Regions from separate parts of the Homo sapiens genome. Here all the other regions are linked to region 3. A link is an interaction called in ENCODE POLR2A ChIA-PET data of the cell type or tissue named here. Cell type or tissue: HepG2. All regions are shown on one strand. Each heading gives the region's core, and the rest is flanking DNA. Links, peaks and the distances in the headings are about the cores only.

Region 1 (8,263 bases), core at 1,556-6,555, 85 kb after region 3:
AAAAAAAAAAAAATGAGCACACATATTTTGAACAGACACTTTACAAATGAGGATATCCAAATGGCCGATAAACAATACAAAAATGTTCAACCATATGAATTAGGAAAATGCAAATTACAACCATAGTGTGATCCACTACATACCTACTAGATAGGCTAAAATGACAAGGTCAAAAATATCAAGTGTTGGAGAGAATATGCAACACCAAGGACTCTCATGTGCTGCTGATATGAGTGCAATTGGTACAATTTGACTTTGTACCAATTGTACAAAGTCCAGGTGTATTGTACAGTTTGTATTGTCAAAACTTTGACAATATCTACTAAATTTGAATACAGCAATGCCTCATGCCCCACCAATTCTACTCCTAGTTTTTGTTTTGTTTTGTTTTGTTGTTGTTGTTGTTGTTGTTTTTGAGATGGAGTCTCGTTCTGTCACCCAGGCTGGAGAGCAGTGGCACGATCTCAGCTCACTGCAACCTCCTGGGTTCAAGCGATTCTCCTGCTTCAGCCTCTTGAGTAGCTGGAACTACAGGTGCCCGCCACCATGCCCGGCTAATTTTGTTTTGGATTTTTAGTAGAGATGGGGTTTCACCATATTGGCCAGGCTGGTCTCAAACTCCTGACCTTGTGATCTGCCCGCCTTGGCCTCCCAAAGTGTTGGGATTACGGGCGTGAGCCACTGTGCCCAGCCATTCTACTCCTAAGTTTGTAACAACAGAAATGCCTATGTGTGTATAACCAAATGACATATACCAGAATGTGCATAGCAGCACTATGTGTAATAACCCGAAACTGAACGTGTCCCAAATGCCCATCAATAATAGGGTATAACCAGAATATGGGCCAGACATTGTGGCTCACACCTGTAATTTCAGCACTTTGGAAGGCTGAGGCAAGAGGATAGTTTGAGGCCAAGAACTGAAGACCAGCCTGGGCAACATAGTGAGACTCTCTCTCTACAAAAATATATTAAAAATTTGGTCAGGCACAGTGGCTCACGCTTGTAATGCCGGCACTTCGGGAGGCTGAGGAGGGAGGGTCATTTGAGCCCAGGATTTTGAGACCAGCCTAGGCAACAATGAGACCCCATTTCTACAAAAAAAGGGAAAAAATATTAGTGGTACATGGCTGTAGTCCCGGCTACTCAGGAGGCTGAGGCGGGAGAATCACTGAAACCTTGGAGGTTGTGGCTGCAGTGAGCTATGATCTCATCACTGCACTCCAGTCTGGACTTGAGCAAGACCCTGTCTCAAATAAATGAAAAAGATATTTTCCCTTCTCTCTGACCTTTTCCTCCTCCATTCATGATTGCCTGCACATAGTCATTTCAATAAGTGGTAGTCACTAATAATTGATTATCTTCCTGTCCTAGCCCCAAGGCAGGCTGACCAAAAGGTTAATGAACTTTCTTTTTTATTAAACAACAATTCTTAAATCACGCAGACCTCCTAGATGGCTTCCAGATGTTAGACTTGTCAAGGGAGCTGCCAGGTGGCTTTGACCACCAGAAATCTCACCTCCCACAAACTTTTCTACTAAGCTACTGGCATAGTTAAATGATAACCTGCCATTGTTTCTCAGCTTGCTTTCCATAGTAACTGGCAGTCACAAACACTACTGTAAAACTTAAGACTGGTCTTTGGGATATTTTTCAGGCTTTACCTGCAAGAGGACCAGCTGACACCATGTGGGTCAGTGGCCCATGTCCCCAGCCAAGGAACTGACTTGACTGGTCGTGTGACTCCCCTATTTTGCAAGGACTGACTCAGCTCATGAAGACAGCTTAGACACTGCTATGATTTCATCCCTAATCAATCAGCAGAACCCATTCTCTGGACCCCTGCTGATATGGTTTGGCTCTGTGTTCCCATGCAAATCTCACCTCGAATTGTAATTCCCACGTGTCAAGGGAGGGAAGTGATTAGATTATGGGGGTGGTTCCTCCATGCTGTTCTCGTATTAGTGAGTGAATTCTCATGAGATCTGATGGTTTTATAAATGGTTGTTTTTCCTGTGCTCTTACATACTCTCTTGCCTGCTGCCATGTAAGACATGCCTGCTTTTCCTTCTGTTATAATTGTATGTTCTAAGGCCTCCCCAGCCATGTGGAACTGCAAGTCAATTAAACCTCTTTTCTTTATAAATTACCCAGTCTTGAGCAGTTCTTTATAGCAGTGTGTAAATGGACTAACACACCTGCCCACCAAACTATCCTTTAAAAAATCCTAGCCACTGGCTGGGTTCAGTGGCTCATGCCTGTAATCCTAGAACTTTGGGAGGCCAAGGTGGGTGGATCACTTGAGATTACAAGTTTGAGACCAGTCTGGCCCACATGGTGAAATCCTGTCTCTACTAAAAATACAAAATTAGCTGGGCATGGTGATGGGCACCTGTAATCCAGCTACTTGGGAGGCTGAGGTGGGAGAATCACTTGAATCCAGGAGGCAGAGATTGCAATGAACCAAGATTGTACCACTGCACTCCAGCATGGGCAAAGGAGCAAGACTCCATCTCAAAAAACAAAAACAAAAACAAAAACAAACAAACAAAAAAAAGAACAACAAAAAACAAAAATATCCTAACCTCTGAATTCTCAGGGAGGTGGCTTTGAGAAATATCTCTTGTTCTCCCACTCAGTTGTCTCACAATAATTAAACTCTTTCTTTACAGCAACAACTGCTGTCTCAGTGTTGGCTCTATGGGCAGTGGGCAAGAACCCACTCAGGTGGTAACAATGTAGCAGGTCCCTGAAAGATGCTTCTGCAGTGGGACTTGTTCTCTCTTGCCACTCTTGGGAGTTCTGCCACCATGTGGACAAGTCCAGGCTAGCTTGCTGGAGAAAGAGAGATCATGCGGAGAGAAGCTTCAATTATCCCAGCCATTTCACCCTGCCCAGTCAAGTGTCCTGGTATTTGAACATGTGCAACGAAGAATAAATAATTAAGCCCATGCTCAACATAGCTGAGTCCTTCCCAGATTGCTAGCCTGACTAACTTTGAGCTAATACATGTTTGTAGTTTCAAACCAGTAAGTTTTGGGCTGGCTTGTTACATGGGGCAAAAGCTAACCAATAAAATATCATATTTCAATGAAAACTGCTTTTTAGGGGTAAAAAGTAAGTAATGGAAGGGGGGAAACCTTCCTGAATTGAAAGTAAGTCTGCATCTTCTTCAACCCTATCTCGTGCAATTAAACATTCCCCATATGGTAAAATCACCTAGAAGCTGTACCTGAGAAGTTGTGATGTCTCATGAGATAACTATTAACCTGTAACCTTAAGCTACGTAAACTGGTGTCAGACACATCTTAAGAGTCTTTTTGTCAACACTGAAGTAAGGACCAAGTAATAATTGAGCCAGTGATTGGATAGATAGTGTTAGTCAGTGTGAGGTCTGCAGACTTGCACCAATCTGGTTTGCTTTGTTACTGGTTTGCTTTGAGACAAGTACAGAAAGGGACAATAAGAGTTTGGCATCTAAGTAGCAATTTAACATTGCTAAGAAAATGTTATTGTATTTTACAAAAGTAGTGTGTTTGCAAAGGGTTGGGGGAAAAAACCCAACTGATCTTTCACTGAAGATAGTTTGAGAAGCACTGTTTAACTCCCTCTATTATATTATGATTACACCTCAAATAGATTTTGTTCTTTTCCTTGTTGTTTCCATTTCCCTTTATCTTCTTTCCACCTTTTATCACTTCTCCAGGATTCTGTTATCATATGGATGGAATGAAAGACAAATCATAATAATAATAGGATAACTTGTCTTTTTCTGCTTCAAGATCAGAGGCTTTCTATTCAGACTGCAGATTAAAATTACACAATTCAAGAAAAGCAAAAACAAAAATAAAAGATCACCAAATCCAGTTTAATGTATGTCAGTTATACCTCAACAAAGCTGTTCAGTTATTTGTAATCACCTAATCTGTTCTATATACTAGATATTCAGATTTTATTGGTCCGGGTGGGGATCTGCGTATTGGGAATTTTTAGAGATGAGGTCACACGGCACTGTCCAGGCTGGTCTTAAACTCCTGGCCTCAAGCAATCCTCCTTCCTTGGCCTCCTAAGGTGCTGGGATTATGAGCATGAGCCACTGCACCCAGCTGGGATTTTTATTTATTTTTTAATTTAATTTTTTTTTTGTTTGTTTGCGACAGGGCCTTGCTCTGTGACCCAGGCTGGAATGCAGTTGTGCAATCATAGCTCATTGTAGCTTCAACCTCCTTGGCTGAAGTGATCTTCTGATCTTCTGGCCTCAGCTTCATGAGTAGCTGGGACTATAGGCACATGCCACCACCCTCAGCTAATTTTTATTTTTTGTAGAGATGGAGTCTTGCTATGTTGCTTAGGCTGATCTCAAACTCCTGGCCTCAAGTAATCCTCTCTTCTTGGCCTCCCAAACTGTTGGAATTACAGGCGTGAGCTACAGTGACCAGCCAGCATTTTTTTTAGAAGCTCTTCAGCTAGATCTAATATGCAGCCAGCATTTAGAACTATTGCTCAGTTTCTTTCTTTCTTTCTTTTTTTTTTTTGAGATGGAGTCTCGCTTTGTCCCCCAAGCTGGAGTGCAGTGGCACGATCTCGGCTCACTGCAAGCTCTGCCTCCCAGGTTTACGCCATTCTCCTGCTTCAGCCTCCTGAGTAGCTGGGTCTACAGGCGCCCGCCACCATGCCCAGCTAATTTTTTGTATTTTTAGTAGAGACGGGGTTTCACCATGTTAGCCAGGAGGGTCTCAATCTCCTGACCTCGTGATCCGCCCGCCTCGGCCTCCCAAAGTGCTGGGATTACAGGCGTGAGCCACCGCTCCCAGCCTATTGCTCAGTTTCTTAGTCTCTGCCAGAATAAATATTGGATGTCGAGATGGCTTTTTTACTCATGTGGCATAAACTGGGCTTCTCAAACTGGAATATGTAGGAATATGCAGTAATATGCAGTGCCAGGTCAAGGGAAATTCCTAGCCAAACCACAAACACATTTCATTTTTATGAAAGGTTAACTTTACTTGAAGACTTTGGGGGTAACGTCCATAGCTTCTAAGATGACTCCCAGTGATCCCCACTTGGGAGTCATACCTTTTTAATTCCCCTCTTACTGAGTATGGGTTGAACTTGAACTGCCTTTTTTTTTTTTTTTTTTTTGAGATGGAGTTTCGCTCTTGTTGCCCAGGCTGGAGTGCAATGTTGCAATCTCGGCTCACCGCAACCTCCGCCTCCAAGGTTCAATTGATTCTCCTGCCTTAGCCTCCTGAGTAGCTGAGATTACAGGCATTAGCCGGCCATTTTGTTTTTAGCAGAGAGACGGTTTCTCCATATTGGTCAGGCTGGTCTCAAACTCCTGACCTCAGGTGATCTGCCTGCCTTGGCCTCCCAAAGGGCTGGGATTACAGGTGTGAGCCACCGCACCCAGCCTTGAACTGCTTTTAACAAATAGAATATGGCAGGAATGATCAGATGTCATTTCTGAGATTAGGTTACAGCAAGTCTGTGACTTCTGTCTTGGGAACCTTCCCTGGTTCTCTTGGAAACCTGTAAGCCTTCCTATAAAAAGGCTCACCATGAGAAATTGCTGCCCAACAACCATGTGAGTGAGCTTGGAAGTGGATCCTCAGGCGCAGTAGAGTCTTTTTATTTATTTATTTATTTGTTTGTTTGTTTATTTATTTATTTATTTTCAGGCAGAGTCTTGCTCTGTCACCCAGGTTGGAATGCAGTGGCGCAATCATGGCTCAATGCAGCCTCCACCTCCCGGGTTCAAGTGATGCTTCTGCCTTAGCCTCCCCAGTAGCTGCGATTACAGGCATGTGCCACCACGCCCAGCTAATTTTTTTTTTTTTTTTTTTTTTTTTTTTTTTTTTTGAGACGGAGTCTCGCTTTGTTGCCCAGGCTGGAGTGCAGTGGCGGGATCTCGGCTCACTGCAAGCTCCGCCTCCCGGGTTCACGCCATTCTCCTGCCTCAGCCTCCCAAGTAGCTGGGACTACAGGCGCCCGCCACTACGCCCGGCTAATTTTTTGTATTTTTAGTAGAGACAGGGTTTCACCATGTTGGCCAGCTGGTTTCGAACTCCTGACCTCAGGTGATATGGCCACCTTGGCCTCCAAAAGTGCTGGGATTACAGGAGCGAGCCATTGTGCCTGGCCAATTGTCTTGAGCTGACTACAGTTGACAGCTCGACTGGAACCCCCTGCACAATCTTGAGAAGCACCCACCTAAGCTGTACCTGCATTCCTGATACACAGAAACTGTGAGACGCTAAGTGGTTTTTGTTTGAAGTTTTGGGGTTGTTGCATAGCAATGGATAACTAATTCAGAAAAGAAAATACATAATTTGACTCTTACATAATAAAATATTTTTTACATGAAACAAACGTATGTAGGGCCAGGTATGGTGGCTCATGCCTGTAATCCCAGCATTTTGGGAGGTTGAGAGCAAGAATTCCTTGAAGCATGGAGTTCAAGATCAGCCTGGCAACATAGCAAGACCTTGTCCTTGTCCTACAAAATGTTTTTTTTTTTTAATTCGACACTTATAGTGGCACATGCCTGTGGTCCTAGATACTTGGGAGGCTGAGGTGGGAGGATCGCTTGACCCTAGAAGTTTGAGGCTGCAGTGAGCTATGATCAAGCCACTGTACTCTAGTCTGGGTGACAGAGCAAGACTCATCCCTTTTTTTTTTCCTGAGATAGTCTTGCTCTGTTGCCCAGGCTGGAGTGCAGTGGCATGATCTCAGCTTACCACAACCTCCACCAACCAGGTTCAAACAATTCTCCTGCCTCAGCCTCCCGAGAAGCTGGGATCACAGACACACGCCACAACAGCTGGCTAATTTTTGTATTTTTAGCAGAGATGGGTTTCACCATGTCGGCCAAGCTGGTCTCAAACTCTTGACCTTGTGATTCGCCCACGTTGGCCTCCCAAAGTGCTGAGATCACACTGTGCCTGGCCTGCAAGACCTATCTCTAAACAAAAAATAAGAATTTAAATAAATAAACAAACAAACAAGCTGTCGGGTGCAGTGGCTTATGCCTGTAATCCCAGCACTTTGGGAGGCCGTGGCAGGCAGATCACCTGAGGTCAGGAGTTTGAGACCAGCCTGGCCAACATGGTGAAATCCCATCTCTACTAAAAATACAAAAATTAGCTGGATGTGGTGGTTGGCACCTGTAATCCCAGCTACTTGGGAGGCTGAGGCAGGAGCATTGCTTGAACCCGGAAGGCAGAGCTTGCAGTGAGCCGAGATCATGCCATCACACTCCAGACTGGGTGACAATAGAGAAACTCCATCTCAATAAATAAATAAATTGGAAAGGAAATGAACACCAGCTGTAAGAAAACAAACCCTAAGGTCAAGATTACAAACTGTAGTGGCCAGGGGCGGTGGCTCATGCCTGTAATCCCAACACTTTGGGAAGCTGAGGCGGGCAGATCACCTGAGGTCAGGAGTTGGGAGACCAGCCTGACCAACATGGAGAAACCCCATCTTTACTAAAAATACAAAAATTAGCCGGGTGTTGTGGCACACGCCTGTGATCCCAGCTGCTCAGGAAGCTGAGGCAGGAGAATTGCTTGAACCCAGGAGGTGGAGGTTGCGGTGAGCTGAGATCACGCCACTGCACTCTAGCCTGGGCAACAAGGTTGAAACTCTATCTTAAAAAAAAAAAAAAAAAAAAAAAAAAGGAATACAATCTCTAACAGATTAAATTGTTAAATTAGTCTTGTATAGAAAACTTTATAATCCTCAGACCAGGCTTGGTGGCTCACTCCTGTAATCCCAGCACTTTGGGAGGCTGAGACGGGCAGATCATGAGGTCAGGAGTTCGAGACCAGCCTGGCCAACATGGTGAAATCCCGTCTCTACTAAAAATACAAAAATTAGTCAGGCATGGTCATGGGCACCTGTAATCCCAGCTACTCCTTGAATCTGGGAGGTGAAGGTTGCAGTGAGCTGAGATCATGCTTTTGCACTCCAGCCTGGGCGACAAGAGCAAAAAACTCCATCTCAAAAAAAAATAAAAAGAAAAGAAAACATAATCCTGTTAATTTCCTTTGTTTTCTGTGTATGTGAGCAAGAACTTAGCTTTTAACTTGAGTACACTGATTCCATTTTCTCTAGTGCTCATGTCTCCAGACAAGAAAATGACTGCCCTCTTGGGTTTTAGACTTTCATGGGGCCTGCAGCCCTTTTATTTTGGCCAATTTCTCCCATTTGGAATGGGAACAATTAACGAATGCCTGTACCCCCATTGCATCTTGGAAATAAC
Region 2 (6,358 bases), core at 1-5,000, 67 kb before region 3:
TCTGCAACCCACCAAGACTCAGAAGGAAAGGAATTCCCCAACGTAGGAAGGAAGTTCAGATGTTGGGCAAACAAAATATCAAATGTCTACTAAATCCTATCAGAAGCCCAGTTCCCTGTCTACCCACAGCTAATTTCAAACTATATTCATCCATATCACACCTACATATTCTTTGCTATATTATGTACAGTCTGCACTGTTGTTACATACTTAGCTTTTTTTTTTTTTTTTTTTTGAGACAAGGTCTCACTCTGTCACCCAAGCTGGAGTGCGGTGACAAAATCATAGCTCACTGCAGCTTCAACCTCCTGGGCTCAAGCAATCTTCCCATCTAAGCCTCCCAAGTAGCAGGGACCATGGGCGTGCACCACCACACCAGGCTAATTTTTTATTTTTATTTTTGTAGAGATAGGGTCTTGCTATGTTTCCCAGGCAATCTGGAATTCCTGGGCTCAAGCGATCTTCCACCTTGGTCTCGCAAAGTTTGTTTCCTGTTTTTTTTTTTTTTTGAGACGGAGCCTCACTCTGTCGCTCAGGCTGGAGTGCAGTGGCATGATCTTGGCTAATTGCAACCTTCACCTCCCAGGTTCAAGCAATTCTCCTGCCTGAGTCTCCTGAGTAGCTGGGATTACAGGCATGTGCCATCACCTCCAGCTAATTTTTTTTTTTTTTTTTTTTTTTTTGAGACAGAGTCTTACTGTCGCCTAGGCTGGAGTGCAGCAGCGTGATCTCGGCTCACTGCAACCTCTGCCTCCCAGGTTCAAGCGATTCTCCTGCCTCAGCCTCCTGAGTAGCTGAGATTATAGGCACCCCCCACCACTTCCAGCTAATTTTCATATTTTTAGTAGAGACAGGGTTTCACAAAGTTGGTCAGGCTGGTCTCGAACTCCTGACCTCATGATCTGGCTGCCTCGGCCTCCCAAAGTGCTGAGATTACAGGCGTGAGCCACCACACCCAACCCACCCCCAGCTAATTTTTGTATTTTTAGTAGAAACGGGGTTTCACCATGTTGGCCAGGGTGGTTTCAAACACCTGACCTGAAATGATCTGCCCATCTCAGCCTCCCAAAATGTTGGGATTACAGGCATGAGCCACCACGCCCAGACCCAAAGTGTTTTACATGTCAAGATGTGGAATGAATCTCTACTCCTCCCTCAAAACATGTATCTCAAAAATTTCCTGCTTCCAATGCATTTGCTTCATGGCCAGGGGAAGCCAAGCGTCCAGAAAGTGGAAGAGCGGGTACTACTACCACCCCCTAGTGGTGGCATGTGACAACACGGTATAGCAATAAAACATTGAAGCAAAGATACCAATTGCACATCCAACTTAGCCAAACCCAACGCAGTTGATAAAAGCTGATGTGTACAAATCCTGATTAATTTAGAATTAAATCTGTTACTGCTAGAACATGGCTATGTACCTACTTTCATTTATCTCAATTTATTAATATATAGCCATGGGATTAGCCATGTGATTTTTGTGCTTTTGTTAGTAGTATATTACTACATTGAGACAGATTTACAGTTTGCAACGGAATGTCAGTGTAGAATTGACTATACTTGCATGAGAAAAAGAATATATTTTCAGTACAAACCTATTATGAACTCTTTATTCATTCATTAATTATTTATTTTTGAGACAGGGTCCTGCTCTGTCACCCAAGCTGGAGTGCAGTAGTGAGATCTCAGCTCACTGCAACCTTTGCCTCCTGGGCTCAAATGATCCTCCCACCTCAGCTCCCGAGTAGGTGGGAGGATCACAGGCACATGCCACGACGCCGGGCTAATTTTTGTATTTTTTGTAGAGACAGGATTTCGCCATGTTGCCCAGGCTGGTCTTGAACTTCTGGGCTCAAGTGATGCCCCTGTCTCAGACTCCCAAAGTGCTGGGATTACAGGCATGAGCTACCGCACCCAGCCTTGAACTCATTTTAAATAGGTGTATTATGAAAAGTCTCTGTGAGTGTTTTCTTTCAAAAGTTTCTTTCTTTGTAAAGTTTTTCTTGTAAGAACTCCATATTGTATACCTGTAGGGCAGAGTTTTGCAGCATCAGTACAATTGACATTTGGGCTGCAGAATTATTGGTGGGGACTGTCCCGTACACTGTAGGATGTGTGGCAGCATCCCTGGCCTCTACCCACTAGATGTCAACAGTGCACCCCACCCCCCACCACTGCTGTGACAACCAAAGATGTCTCCAGACATTGCCAAATGCCCTCTACAAGGGGTAGGGACAAAATTGCCTCCAAGGGAGAGCCACTGCTGTTGGGTCCTATATACACCAGGAAATACGGTGATTGGCAACCATGATGGTGGGGCTACTTGGGGGCTGTTGGAAATTGCCAGCGAAGGTGGTTGGCCTAGAGTAGCTCACACCCATTTGGAAGGAAAGCCAATGACAGTCTCCCCCACCAGGGCCCTTGTTGTCTCTCTGAACACACAGGAGAACAGCACGGGATGTTCCCCATCCCAAAGCTGAAACGGCACATTTGCTCAATATTTGTCATCAGCTAAAACAAACAGACCAGAGGAACCAGGAAGAAACGGCTTCTCTGTGTTTGTAGAAGGACAATAGTTAATTTCACCAGGGTCTTGAACACATGTAAGAGAAGAGAGGTGTTACTTCACCTTGGCACAGGGTTACTTTAAAGCACAGATTTTTTATGCTTATTTTTTATTTTTTTGGCCAGGAAGGGAAGTTCAATTGCTGTGGTCTGCCATTGTCCTATCCAGAAAGAAATGATGGCAAGCCAGATGTGGTGGCTTATGCTTGTAAGCCTGGCACTTTGCGGGACTGAGGTAGGAGGATTACCTGAGCTCAGGAGTTCAAGACCAGCTTGGGCAATGTAGTGTGACCTTGTCTCTACAAAAAATTTTAAAAATTAGCTAGGTGAGGTGGCACACTTGTCGCCCCAACTACTCAGCAGGCTGAGGTGGGAGGATCGCTTGAGCCCAGGAGATTGAGGCTGAAGTGAGCTGTGACTGTGCCACTGCACTCCAGCAAGAGAGGAAGACACTGTCTCAGAAAGGAAAGGAGGCTGGGTGCGGTGGCCTGCAATCCCAGCACTTTGGGAGCCAAGGCAGGCAGATCACTTGAGGTCAGGAGTATGAGACCAGCCTAACTGACATGGTAAAACCCTGTCTCTACTAAAAATACAAAAAAATTAGCCAGGCATGGTGGCGTGTGCCTATAGTCCCAGCTACTTGGAGGCTGAGGCAGGGGAATCATTTTAACCCGGGAGGCGGAGGTTGCAGTGAGCTGAGATCATGGCATTACACTCCAGCTTGGGTGACAGAGTGAGACTCCATCTGAAAAAAACAAAAAAAAAAAGGGGGGGAAGGGAAGGGGAAGGGAGGGGAGGGGAGGACAAGGGAGGGGAAGAGAAGGGAAGGGAAGGGAGGGGAGGGCAGGAGAAGGAAGGGGAAGAGAAGGGAGAGGAGGGGAGGGGAGGGGAAGGAAGGGGAAGAGAAGGGGAAGAGAAGGGGAAGGAAGGGGAAGGAAGAGGAAGGAAGGGGAAGGAAGGGGGAGAGAAGGGGAAGGAAGGGGAAGAGAAGGGAGGGGAGGGGAGGGGAAGGGAGGGGAGGGGAGGGGAAGGGGAAAGGAAGAAAGGGGAAGGGGAAGGGAAGAGAGGGGAAGGGAAGAGAGGGGAAGGGGAAGGGAAGGTAAGGGAGGGGAGGGGAGGGAGGGGAAGGGGAAGGGGAACGGGAAGGGAGGGGAAGGGAGGGGAGGGGAGGGGGAGGGAGAGGAGGGAGGGGAGGGGGAGGGGGGGAGGGAGAGGAGGGAGGGGAGGGGGAGGGAGAGGAGGGAGGGGAGGGGAAGGGAGGGAATGGAGGGGAGGGAAGCGAGGGGAGCCTTTGGGAGGCTGAGGTGGGAGGGTTGCTTGAGGCCAGGAGTTCGAGACCAGCCTGGGCAACATAGGGAGGCCCCATCTCTACAAAAGTTTTAAAATTGGCTGAGTGTGGTGGTGTGCACTTGTAGTTCCAGCTACTCAGAAGGCTGAGGCAAGGGGATCCCTTGAGCCCAGGAGTTTGAGGCTGCAGTGAGCTGAGACCATGCCGCTGAACTCCATCCAGACTGGACAACAGAATGGGACTCTATCTCAAGGAAGGAAGGGAGGGAGGGAGGGAAGGAGGAAGGAAGGAAGGGGGAGGGAGGGAGAGAGGAATCAAGGGAGGGAGGGAGAAATGGAAGGAAAGAAGAGAGGGAGGGAGGGAGGGAAGGAGGGATGAAGAGAGGAAGGAAGGAAGAAAGGGAGGAAGGAAGAGAGGGAGGGAGGGAGGAAGAGAGGTAGGAAGGAAGGGAGGAAGGAAGGAAAAGAAAAAGACAGTGTCACCTGAAACATGGTTAGAGAAGTGCTGAAGCCGCTAAAGTGGGGAGGCTGCAAACAGCAGGACTGAATCAGAAGGGTCATCTAGAGCAGGCGGTGGCTGATCTTGTCATCGGGAGACGAGAGGAGTCGGGGAAGAGCAGGAAGGTGTGCAGTCAGCACGTGGAGCAGCTGCTGGCTTATCCTGTAGGTTTTCCTATGGGATGAACGTGAGGCAGGTTGCTGGGAGTTCCAAGCAGGATTAGGAGCCTTCAGTCTGAACTGCAGACATCCCAACCTCAAGAGTTGCCTCCAGGCCAGGCATGGTGGCTCACACCTGTAATCCTGGCACTTTGGGAGGCTGAGGCGGGCAAATCACCAGAGGTCAGGAGTTCGAGACCAGCCTGGCCAAGATGGTGAAACCCCATCTCTACTAAAAACACAAAAATTAGCCAGATATGGTGGCAGGCGCCTGTAATCCCAGCTACTCGGAGGCTGAGGCAGGAGAATCCCTTGAAACCAGGAGGCAGAGTTTGCAGTGAGCCGAGATTGCACCACTGCACTCCAGCCTGGGTGACACAGTGACTCTGTCTCAAAACAAAACAAAACAAAACAAAACAAAACAAAACAAAACAAGAATATTCACACACAAAAAACAGTTGCCTCCACTCAATGGCAAGGTGGGACTTGCAGGCTCCGCCTCCCTGCCCCATGTGTGAGTTGACCCAGTAACCAGAGCACCTGCTAAAGGACAGGCGACTCCGCCCTCTATGCTCCAGCCTCATCTGCTGAGCTCGTTCCCTGGCAGAGGAAGCAGAGAGCCAGAGGGTGATATGGGGCAAGTGCCCACTTAGCAGATTTAGCCAGCAGGTCAACTAATTTTAAGTTTCACTTGGCTTTCTGTCTCGTTGTACTTGAAAAAAGTCTTTATAATTTGCTGGCTGGGAAAATAGTTGCTTAAAGAATGGTTTATGGATGCTCTGCCTTAGAATCCATGGGGAACATCTTGAGATTGCAGATTCCTGGGCTGCGCACCAGACTTGCTGAGTCAGAACCTCAAGGGCTGGGGCCCTGGGATCTGCCATTTTGACAGGCTCTCCAGGGATTTGGATTGAGGGACGTTGGCGATTGCAATTGGGAATACTTTGTGGGATGCTTGATTCCGTAAACTAGGCCAATTAGCTCAGTTTAGGAGGTGGTTATGACCCAGAGCATCGGAGCTTCCTCCTTACCTGTCAGTTCTCTTCTTTCCCTCTCTAAGCACAATAAACACAGTGGCCCTGAGAGGTGTCTTGAAAATATAATAACAGGCCAGGCGCGGTGGCTCACACGTGTAATCCCAGCACTTTGCGAAGCCAAGGCGGGCGGATCACTTAAGGTCAGGAGTTCAAGACCAGCCTGGCCAACACGGCAAAACCCCGTCTCTACCAAAAATACAAAAATTAGCTAGGTGTGGTGGCAGGCGCCTGTAGTCGCAGCTACTTGGGAGGCTGAGACAGGAGAATTGTTTGAACCCAGGAGGCGGGGGTTGCAGTGAGCCAAGATCACACCACTGCACTCCACCCTGGGTGACAGAGGCTGACTCTGTCTCAAAATAAAAAAAAAAAAGAAGAAAAAAAGAAACATCTGAGACTGGGTAATTTATAAAGAAAAGAGGTTTAAGGCCGGGCACGGTGGCTGACGCCTGTAATCCCACCACTTTGGGAGGCTGAGGCAGGCAGATCACAAGATCAGAAGTTTGAGACCAGCCTGACCAATATGGTGAAACCCTGTCTCTACTAAAAATACAAAAACTAGCCAGGTATGGTGGCAGGCACCTGTAGTCCCAGCTACTCGGCAGGCTGAGGTAGGAGAATCTCTTCAACTCAGGAGGCGGAGGTTGCAGTGAGCCATCATTGCTCCACTGCACTCTAGCCTGGGCAACAGAGAGAGACTCTGTCTCAAAAAAAAAAAAAAAAAAAAAAAAAGGAGGTTTAATTGGCTCATGGTTCTTCAGGCTTTATGGGAAGCATGATGCTGACATGTGCTCAGCTTCTGGGGAGGCCTC
Region 3 (8,263 bases), core at 1,259-6,258:
TTTGGTTGAGAACTTGCAGCATTTTATATATATGTAAATATATATGTACATTAATTCAAAAGGATCAAGGACAGCATGAACAAAAATGCACTAGGTGCCATGGAAGCTGGGCACCCATCTGTTGCCCCAAACCTGTAGCAGTGGTGGCTAACCCCCCAATTCCATACTGGTAGGATTAGGGGGCCCAATTCACCACAGCAGCACTATCAGTTGGGTGCTCATCTGACATCTGGGGCAATGGCAGGCCCAATCCATTGCAGTGGTAGTGACCATAGGCCAACTTTTCCTGAATTTCCCACCCAATGGCACTGGGGATTGAGGTGGCACCGGCAGGGGCTAAATGGGAGACCCAGTGGAGCCAGAAGAATGAAGCTAAGCAGTATGGCACTGTAAGAGCTCTGAAAAGTAAACTGTCATTGAAACTGCAGCTTAAAAGAAGAGGCCAGGATCTACACACTAAACCTAAACAGGGGAACTTCCTGCTGAAAGGGAGTCCTATGCTTAGTGTTTTCAAAGAGCCCTCCCTGTGACTGGATACTGAGACATTTGATCCTTCCAAGGCACTAGCAAAAGGGTGTCCAGCCAAAATCTTGACTTTCTCTCCGGGGCATACTCTTCTGATAGTGAGCCTCTTAGAGTCTTCTGCAATCTGGTCAGGCTGAGAATTGCCTAAATCATTAAGTCCTGGTTCCTTTCTGCTAAACAGTTTGTTTCTTCTTCAATTTTTCTCTTTTTTTTTCTCACATTGTGAAAAGAAGCAAGAGGAAATCAGGCCAAACCTTCAACACTTTGCTTAGAAACCTCATACACCCCGGTAATCCCAGCTACTCAGGAGGCTAAGGCACGAGAATTGATTGAACCCAGGAGGCGGATGTTGCAGTGAGCCGAGATTGTGTCACTGCACTCCAGCCTGGGCAACAGAGCCAGACTTTGACTCCAAAAAATAAAAAAAGAAATAAAATCTCATAAGTCAAACAAAATCCAAATTCATAGTTTACAAGTTGTTTTCCATATAATGTAGGATACAATGCAACTAAACTTCCTGCCACTACGTAACACAAATCCCCTTTCCTCCTGTTTCCAATAACATGTATCCTCATTTCCTTTCAAGTCCTCACCAACAATGCTTTTAATGTCTATATTTCTATCAAAAGTTTGTTTATGAAGATCTAGGTATTAAGTCCATGGTAGGTTTTCTCCACTGTGCTCATTTCCTTTTAACCTCCACGGGCAGTCTTTAACTTCCAAATTTCTACTAAGAGTCTGTTCAAGGTAATCTAGGCTTTTTATAAAGCATGCTCCTCAAAACTCCTCTAGTCTCTATGCATTACCCTACTCAAAAGCCACTTTCACATTTTTAGGTATTGGTTACAGCAGCACCCCACACTTCCTGGTACCAAATTCTTTGTGAATTTCCTGAAGTTACCTTAACAAATTACCACAAACTGCATGACTTATTTTATCACAGCTTTAGAAGCCAAAAGTTGGAAATCAGTTTTACTAAGCTAAAATCAAGGTACTGGCCTTCCTTCTGGAGGCTGCCTGCGTTTCTGGACTTGAGGCCCTCCTCCATCTTCAGTGTACTTCATTCCAGCCTCTGCTTCCATTGTCCCATTTCCTTTTTCTGCCTTTGACCTTCTTGCCACTTTTTTTGTAAGAACCCTTTTGATTAAAATGAGCCCACACAGATAATCCAGGATTAACTACCCATCATCTCAAGGTACTTAATTTAATAATACCTACAAAGACTCTTTTCACCATGTAAGGTAACATATTCACAAGTTCTGGGAATTAGGTCATGGACATCTTGCAGGGACCATTTTTTCCATCTACCATAGCTGTAGAAGGTCGAAAAAACACTATCAACCATCTTGGCACAATTAACTCAAACATGACATTTACAGAACATTACAACCAACATTCTGTACATGGAACATTCGTCAAGTAAAATAATATGCTGGACTATAAAATAAGTTTAACTTTCAAAATTTAAGTTTTACATAGTATGTTCTCTGACCAAATGAAATCAGGTATTATAAAAATAAAATACCTAGAAGTCACAAATATTTTGAAATTAAACACACACTTCCAAATAATTCATATGTCAAAGAATACAAGGAACATTATAAATCATTTTGAACTGATGGAAAACAAAGATATGATGTATCAAAGATTATAATATTTGCATTAAGAAGTACATAATCTAACCACTAAGAAGATGCTTAGAATAAGTGATACTTAGAAGGAAATTCAGCTTTAAATGTTTAATGTTAGAAAAGGTCTCTTAAGAACCTGGAAAAAGAACAAATTATAACTAAAGTCAGTAAAAGAAAGACAATAAAGAAAAACAGGAATCAAAATAAAGAAAACAAATGATAGAAATAACAAAATCTGGTTGATCAAGAAGGAAAAATAATAAATATACAGATTAACCCACATCAGAAACAAAGTACAGTGATACACTGTAGAACCCCAAACATTAAAAGGACAAGTGAATTTTTTTTTTTTTTTTTTTTTTTTTTTTTTGAGATGGAGTCTCACACTGTCACTGGGCTGGAGTACAGTGGCACAATCTTGGCTCACTGCAACCTCCGCCTCCCAGGTTCAAGCGATTCTCCTGCCTCAGCCTTCCAAGTAGCTGGGATTACAGGCACCTGTCACCATGCCCGGCTAATTTTTTGTATTTTTAGTTGAGACGGGGTTTCACCGTGTTAGCAAGGCTGGTCTCGAACTTCTGACCTTGTGATCTGCCCGCCTCAGCCTCCCAAAGTGCTGGGATTACAGGTGTGAGCCACCGCGCCCAGCCTAGGACAAGTGAATTTTACTGATAACTTTATGACAGTGAATTCAATAATTTAGATAACATGGATAAATTCCTTACAAAGATAACTTGCAAAACTGATAAAAGATGGAAAAAAAAAAAAAACTGAATGGCTCTGTACCTACGAAAGAATTGGATTTTCAAGTAAAAGCCTTCTTACGAAGAAAGCTGTGGGCCAGGCGTAGTGGCTCATGCCTGTAATCCCAGGACTTTGGGAGGCCAAGGCGGGTGGATCACCTGGGGTCAGGGCAGGCGGATCACATGAGGTCGGGAGTTCAAGACCAGCCTGACCAACATGGAGAAACCCTGTCTCTACTAAAAATACAAAATTAGCCAGGTGTGGTGGCGCATGACTGTAATCCCAGCTACTCGGGAGGCTGAGGTAGGAGAATTGCTTGAACCCAGGAGATGGAGGTTGCGATGAGCTGAGATTGTGCCACTGCACTCCAGCCTGGGCAACAAGACTGAAACTCCATCTCAAAAAAATAAATAAACAAAGAAAGCTCCTTGCTCAGTTTTCAGAATCTAAGTGCTGAGTATACAAGTATTCACTATAAAATTATTTCGGATTGCTGGCAAGATGGCTGAATAGGAACAGCTCCGGTCTGCAGCTCCCAGTAAGATTGATGCAGAAGGCAGGTGATTTCTGCATTTCTAACTGAGGTACCTGGTTCATCTCATTGGGACTAGTTGGACAGTGGGTGTAGCCACAGACAGCGAGCTAAAGCATGGTGGGGCTCTCACCAGGGAAGCACAACGGGTCAAGGAATTCTCTTCCCTACCCAAGGGAAGCCATGATGGACTATGCCGTGAGGAACGGTACACTCCAGCCCAGATACTGCATTTTTCCCACAGTCTTCACAACCCACAGACCAGGAGATTCCCTCCGGTGCCTATGCTACCACGGCCCTGGGTTTCAAGCACAAAGCTGGGTGGCTGTTAGGGCAGACACTGAGTTAGGTGCAGGAGTTTTTCTTTTCCATACCCTAGTGGTGCCTAGAATGCCAGTGAGAGAGAACCGTTCACTCTTCCTGCAAAGGGGGCTGAAGCCAGGGAGCCAAGTGTTCTGGCTCGGCAGGTCCCACCCACACGGAGCCCAGCTAGCTAAGATCCACTGGCTTGAAATTCTCGCTGCCAGCACAGCAGTCTGAGGTTGACCTGGGATGGTCAAGCTTGGTGAGGGGAGGGGCATTGACCATTGCTGAGGCTTGAGTAGGCGGTTTCCCCCTCACAGTGCAAACAAAGCCACTGGGAAGTTTGAACTGGGCCGAGCCCACTGCAGCTCGGCAAGGCCACTGTGGCCAGACTGCCTCTCTAGATTCCTCCTCTCTGGACAGGGCATCTCTGAAAAAAAGGCAGCAGGGGCTTATAGATAAACCCCCCATCTCCCTGGGACAGAGCACCTGAGGGCTTCAGTAGACTTAAATGTCCCTGCCGGACAGGACTCTGAAGAGAGCAGCAGATCAGTGGATCTCCCAGCACAGCATTTGAGCTCTGCTAAATGTCAGACTGGCTCCTCAAGTGGGTCCCTGACCCCCGTGTATCCTGACTGGGAGACACCTCCCAGTAGGGGCCAACAGACACCTCATACAAGAGAGCTCTGGCTGGCATCTGTCAGTGCCCCTCTGGGATGAAGCTTCCAGAGGAAGGAACAGGCAGCAATCGTTGCTGTTCTGCAGCCTCTGCTGGTGATACCCAGGCAAACAAGGTCGGGAGTGGACCTCAAGCAGACCTGCACCACAGGGGCCTGACAGAAGAGTAACAAACAGAAAGGAATAGCATCAACATCAACAAAAAGGACGTCCACTCAGAGACCCCATCCGAAGGTCACCAACATCAAAGACCAAAGGTAGATAAATCCACAAAGATGGGGAGAAACCAGCCCAAAAAGGCTGAAAATTCCAAAAACAAGAACGCCTCTTCTCCTCCAAAGGATCACAACTACTTGCCAGCAACAGACCAAAACTGGACGGAGAATGAGGGTGACAAGTTGACAGAAGTAGGCTTCAGAAGGTGGGTAATAACAAACTCCAATGAGCTAAAGGAGCACTTTTTTTTTTTGGGACGGAGTTTTGCTCTTGTCGCCCAGGCTGGAGTGCAGTGGAGCGATCTCGACTCACTGCAACCTCTGCCTCCCGGGTTCAAGCGATTCTCCTGCATAGCCTCCTGAGTAGCTGGGACTACAGGCGTGCACCACCACGCCCAGCTACTTTTTTGTATTTTTAGTAGAGATGGGGTTTCACTATGTTGGCTAGGGTGGTCTTGAACTTTTGACCTTGTGTCCATCTCGACCTCTCAAAGTGCTGGGATTACAGGTGTGAGCCAGTGTACCCAGCCTAAAGGAGCATCTTCTAACTCAATGCAAGGAAGCTAAGAGCTTTGAAAAAAGGTTAGATAAATAGCTAAGTAGAATAACCAGTTTAGAGAAGAATATAAATGACCTGATGGAGCTGAAAAACACGGTATGAGAACTTCATGAAGCATACACAAGTATTAACAGCTGAACTGATCAAGCGGAAGAAAGGATATCAGAGATTGAAGATCAACTTAATGAAATAAAGTGAGAAGACAAGATTAGAGAAAAAAGAATTTTTGAAAAGGAACGAACACAGCCTCCAAGAAATATGGGACTATGTGAAAAGACCACACCTATGTTTGATTGTTGTACCCGAAAGTGACAGGGAGAAGGGAACCAAGTTAGAAAACACTCTTCAGGATATTATCCAGGAGAACTTCCCCAACCTAGCAAGACAGGCCAACATTCAAATTCAGGAAATACAGAGACCACCACAAAGATACTCCTGGAGAAGAGCAACCCTAAGACACATAATCGTCAGATTCACCAAGGTTGAAATGAAAGAAAAAATGTTAAGGGCAGCCAGAGAGAAAGGTAAGGTTACCCACAAAGGGAAGCCCATCAGACTAACAGCAGCTCTCTCTGCAGAAACCCTACAAGCCAGAAGAGAGTGGGGGCCAATATTCAACATTTTTAAAGAAAAGAATTTTCAACCCAAAATTTCATATCCAGCCAAACTAAGCTTCATAAGTGAAGGAGAAATAAAATCCTTTACAGACAAGCCAATGCTGAGACATTTTGTCACCACCAGGCCTGCCTTACAAGAGCTCCTGAAAGAAGCACTAAACATGGAAAGGAACAACCAGTACCAGCCACTGCAAAAACATACCAAATTGTAAAGACCATTGACACTGTGAAGAAACTGCATCAACTAACCGGCAAAATAACCAGCTAGCATCATAATGACAGGATCAAATTCACACATAACAATATTAACCTTAAATGTAAATGGGCTAAATGCCCCAATTAAAAGACACAGACTGGCAAACTGGATAAAGAGTCAAGACCCATTGGTGTGCTGTATTCAGGAGATCCATCTCACATGCAAAGACACACACAGGCTCAAAATAAAGGGATGGAGGAAGATCTACCAAGCAAATGGAAAACAAAAAAAAAAGCAGGGGTTGCAATCCTAGTCTCTGATAAAACAGACTTTAAACCAACAATGATCAAAAGAGACAAAGAAAGGCATTACCTAATGGTAAAGGGATCAATGAAACAAGAAGAACTATCATAAATATATATGCACCCAATGCAGGAACACCCAGATTCATAAAGCAAGTTCTTAAAGACCTACAAAGAGACTTAAGACTCTCAGACAGTAATAGTGGGAGACTTTAACAACGCACTGTCAATATCAGACAGATCAACGAGACAGAAAATTAGCAAGGATACTCAGGACTAGAACTCAACTCTGGACCAAGTGGACCTAATAGACATCTACAGAACTCTCCACCCCAAATCAATAGAATATACATTCTTCTCAGCACCTCATCATACTTATTCTAAAATTGACCACATAACTGGAATTAAAACACTCCTTAGCAAATGCACAAGAATGGGAATCCTAACAGTCTCTCAGACCACAGTGCAATAAAATTAGAACTCAGTATTAAGAAACTCACTCAAAACCACACAACTACATGGAAACTGAACAACCTGCTCCTGAATGACTAATGGATAAATAACAAAATTAAGGCAGAAATAAAGATGTTCTTTGAAACCAATGGGACCAAAGACACAATGTATCAGAATCCCTGGGACACATTTAAAACAGTGTTTAGAGGGAAATTTATAGCACTAAATGCCCACAAGCGGGAAAGATCTAAAATCGACACCCTAACATCAAAATTAAAAGAAGTAGAGAAGCATGAGCAAACAAATTCAAAAGCTAGCAGAAGACAAGAAATAACTCTAAGATCAGAGCAGAACTGAAGGAGATAGAGACATGAAAAACCCTTAAAAACAAACAAACAAACAAAAAAATCAATGAATCCAGGAGCTGGTTTTCTTAAAAAAGATCCAACAAAATAGACCGCTAGCCTGACTAATAAAGAAGAAAAGACAGAAGAATCAAATAGACACAATAAAAAATCATAAAGGGGATATCACCACTGATCCCACAGAAATACAGACTACCATCAGAGAATAATATGAACACCTCTATGCAAATAAACTAGAAAATCTAGAAGAAATGTATAAATTCCTGGACACATACACCCTCCCAAGTCTAAAGCAGGAAGAAATCGAATTCCTGAAAAGACCAATAACGAGTTCTGAAATTGAGGCAGTAATTAATAGTCTACCAACCAAAAGTCCAGGACCAGATGGATTCACAGCCAAATCCTACCAGAGGTACAAAGAGGAGCTGGTACTGTTCCTTCTGAAACCATTCCAAAGAATAGAAAAAGAGGGAATCCTCCCTAATTCATTTTATGAGTCCAGCGTCATCCTGATACCAAAACCTCACAGAGACACAACAAAAGAAAATTTCAGGCCAATATCCCTGATGAACATCAATGCGAAAATCCTCAATAAAATACTGGCAAACTGAAACCAGCAGCACATCAAAAAGCTTATCCACCACGGTCAAGTTGGCTTCATACCTAGGATGCAGGGCTGGTTCAACATACACAAATCAATAAACTTAATCCATCACATAAACAGAACCAATGAGAAAAACCACATGATTATCTCAATAGATGCAGAAAAGGCCTTTGACAAAATTCAACACCCCTTCATGCTAAAAACTCTCAATAAACTAGGTACTGATGGAACATATCTCAAAATAATAAGAGTTATTTATGACAAACCCACAGCCAATATCATACTGAATGGGCAGAAACTGGAAGCATTCCCTTTGAAAACTGGCACAAGAGAAGGATGCCCTCTCTCTCACTACTCCTATTCAACATAGTATTGGAAGTTCTGGCCAGGGCAATCAGGCAAGAGAAAGAAATATGGGGTATTCAAATAAGAAGAGAGGAAGTCAAATTGTCTCTGTTTGCAGATAACATGCAATTTTTAGATTTAGAAATATCTACATCTAAAATAGATTGAGATTTTCTAAATAATATTTAGAAAAC

The links. ChIA-PET counts read pairs that join two places held together with the same protein. Peaks named below come from ENCODE experiments on the same cell type or tissue, not always from the same donor. Only the 100,000 strongest peaks of a DNase experiment are listed, where the experiment ranks them.
Region 1: POLR2A ChIA-PET joins it to region 3 with 5 read pairs; 1 of 35 experiments calls an interaction of 5 or more read pairs at or near these places.
Region 2: POLR2A ChIA-PET joins it to region 3 with 6 read pairs; 2 of 35 experiments call an interaction of 5 or more read pairs at or near these places.

What each region holds. Positions count from the first base shown.
Region 1 is chr16:10,363,779-10,372,041 of GRCh38, reverse strand. No RefSeq gene overlaps it. Among named protein-coding and RNA genes, the nearest start is that of ATF7IP2, 18 kb to the left of the region's middle. In HepG2, for the core only: a CTCF peak has its summit at 2,798 (motif pointing left); DNase peaks (open chromatin) are centred at 2,811 and 4,221.
Region 2 is chr16:10,516,771-10,523,128 of GRCh38, reverse strand. All of the region lies in intron 1 of LINC01290 (long intergenic non-protein coding RNA 1290), which reads left to right. Among named protein-coding and RNA genes, the nearest start is that of LINC01290, 8.2 kb to the left of the region's middle. In HepG2, for the core only: a CTCF peak has its summit at 1,257 (motif pointing left); DNase peaks (open chromatin) are centred at 1,248 and 2,468.
Region 3 is chr16:10,448,672-10,456,934 of GRCh38, reverse strand. All of the region lies in intron 8 of ATF7IP2 (activating transcription factor 7 interacting protein 2), which reads right to left. LOC107984877 (a long non-coding RNA gene) reads left to right here and starts at 1,833. Exons shown (of 2, transcript XR_007064983.1): 1 at 1,833-8,263. In HepG2, for the core only: no CTCF peak of the experiment used is centred there; a DNase peak (open chromatin) is centred at 4,044.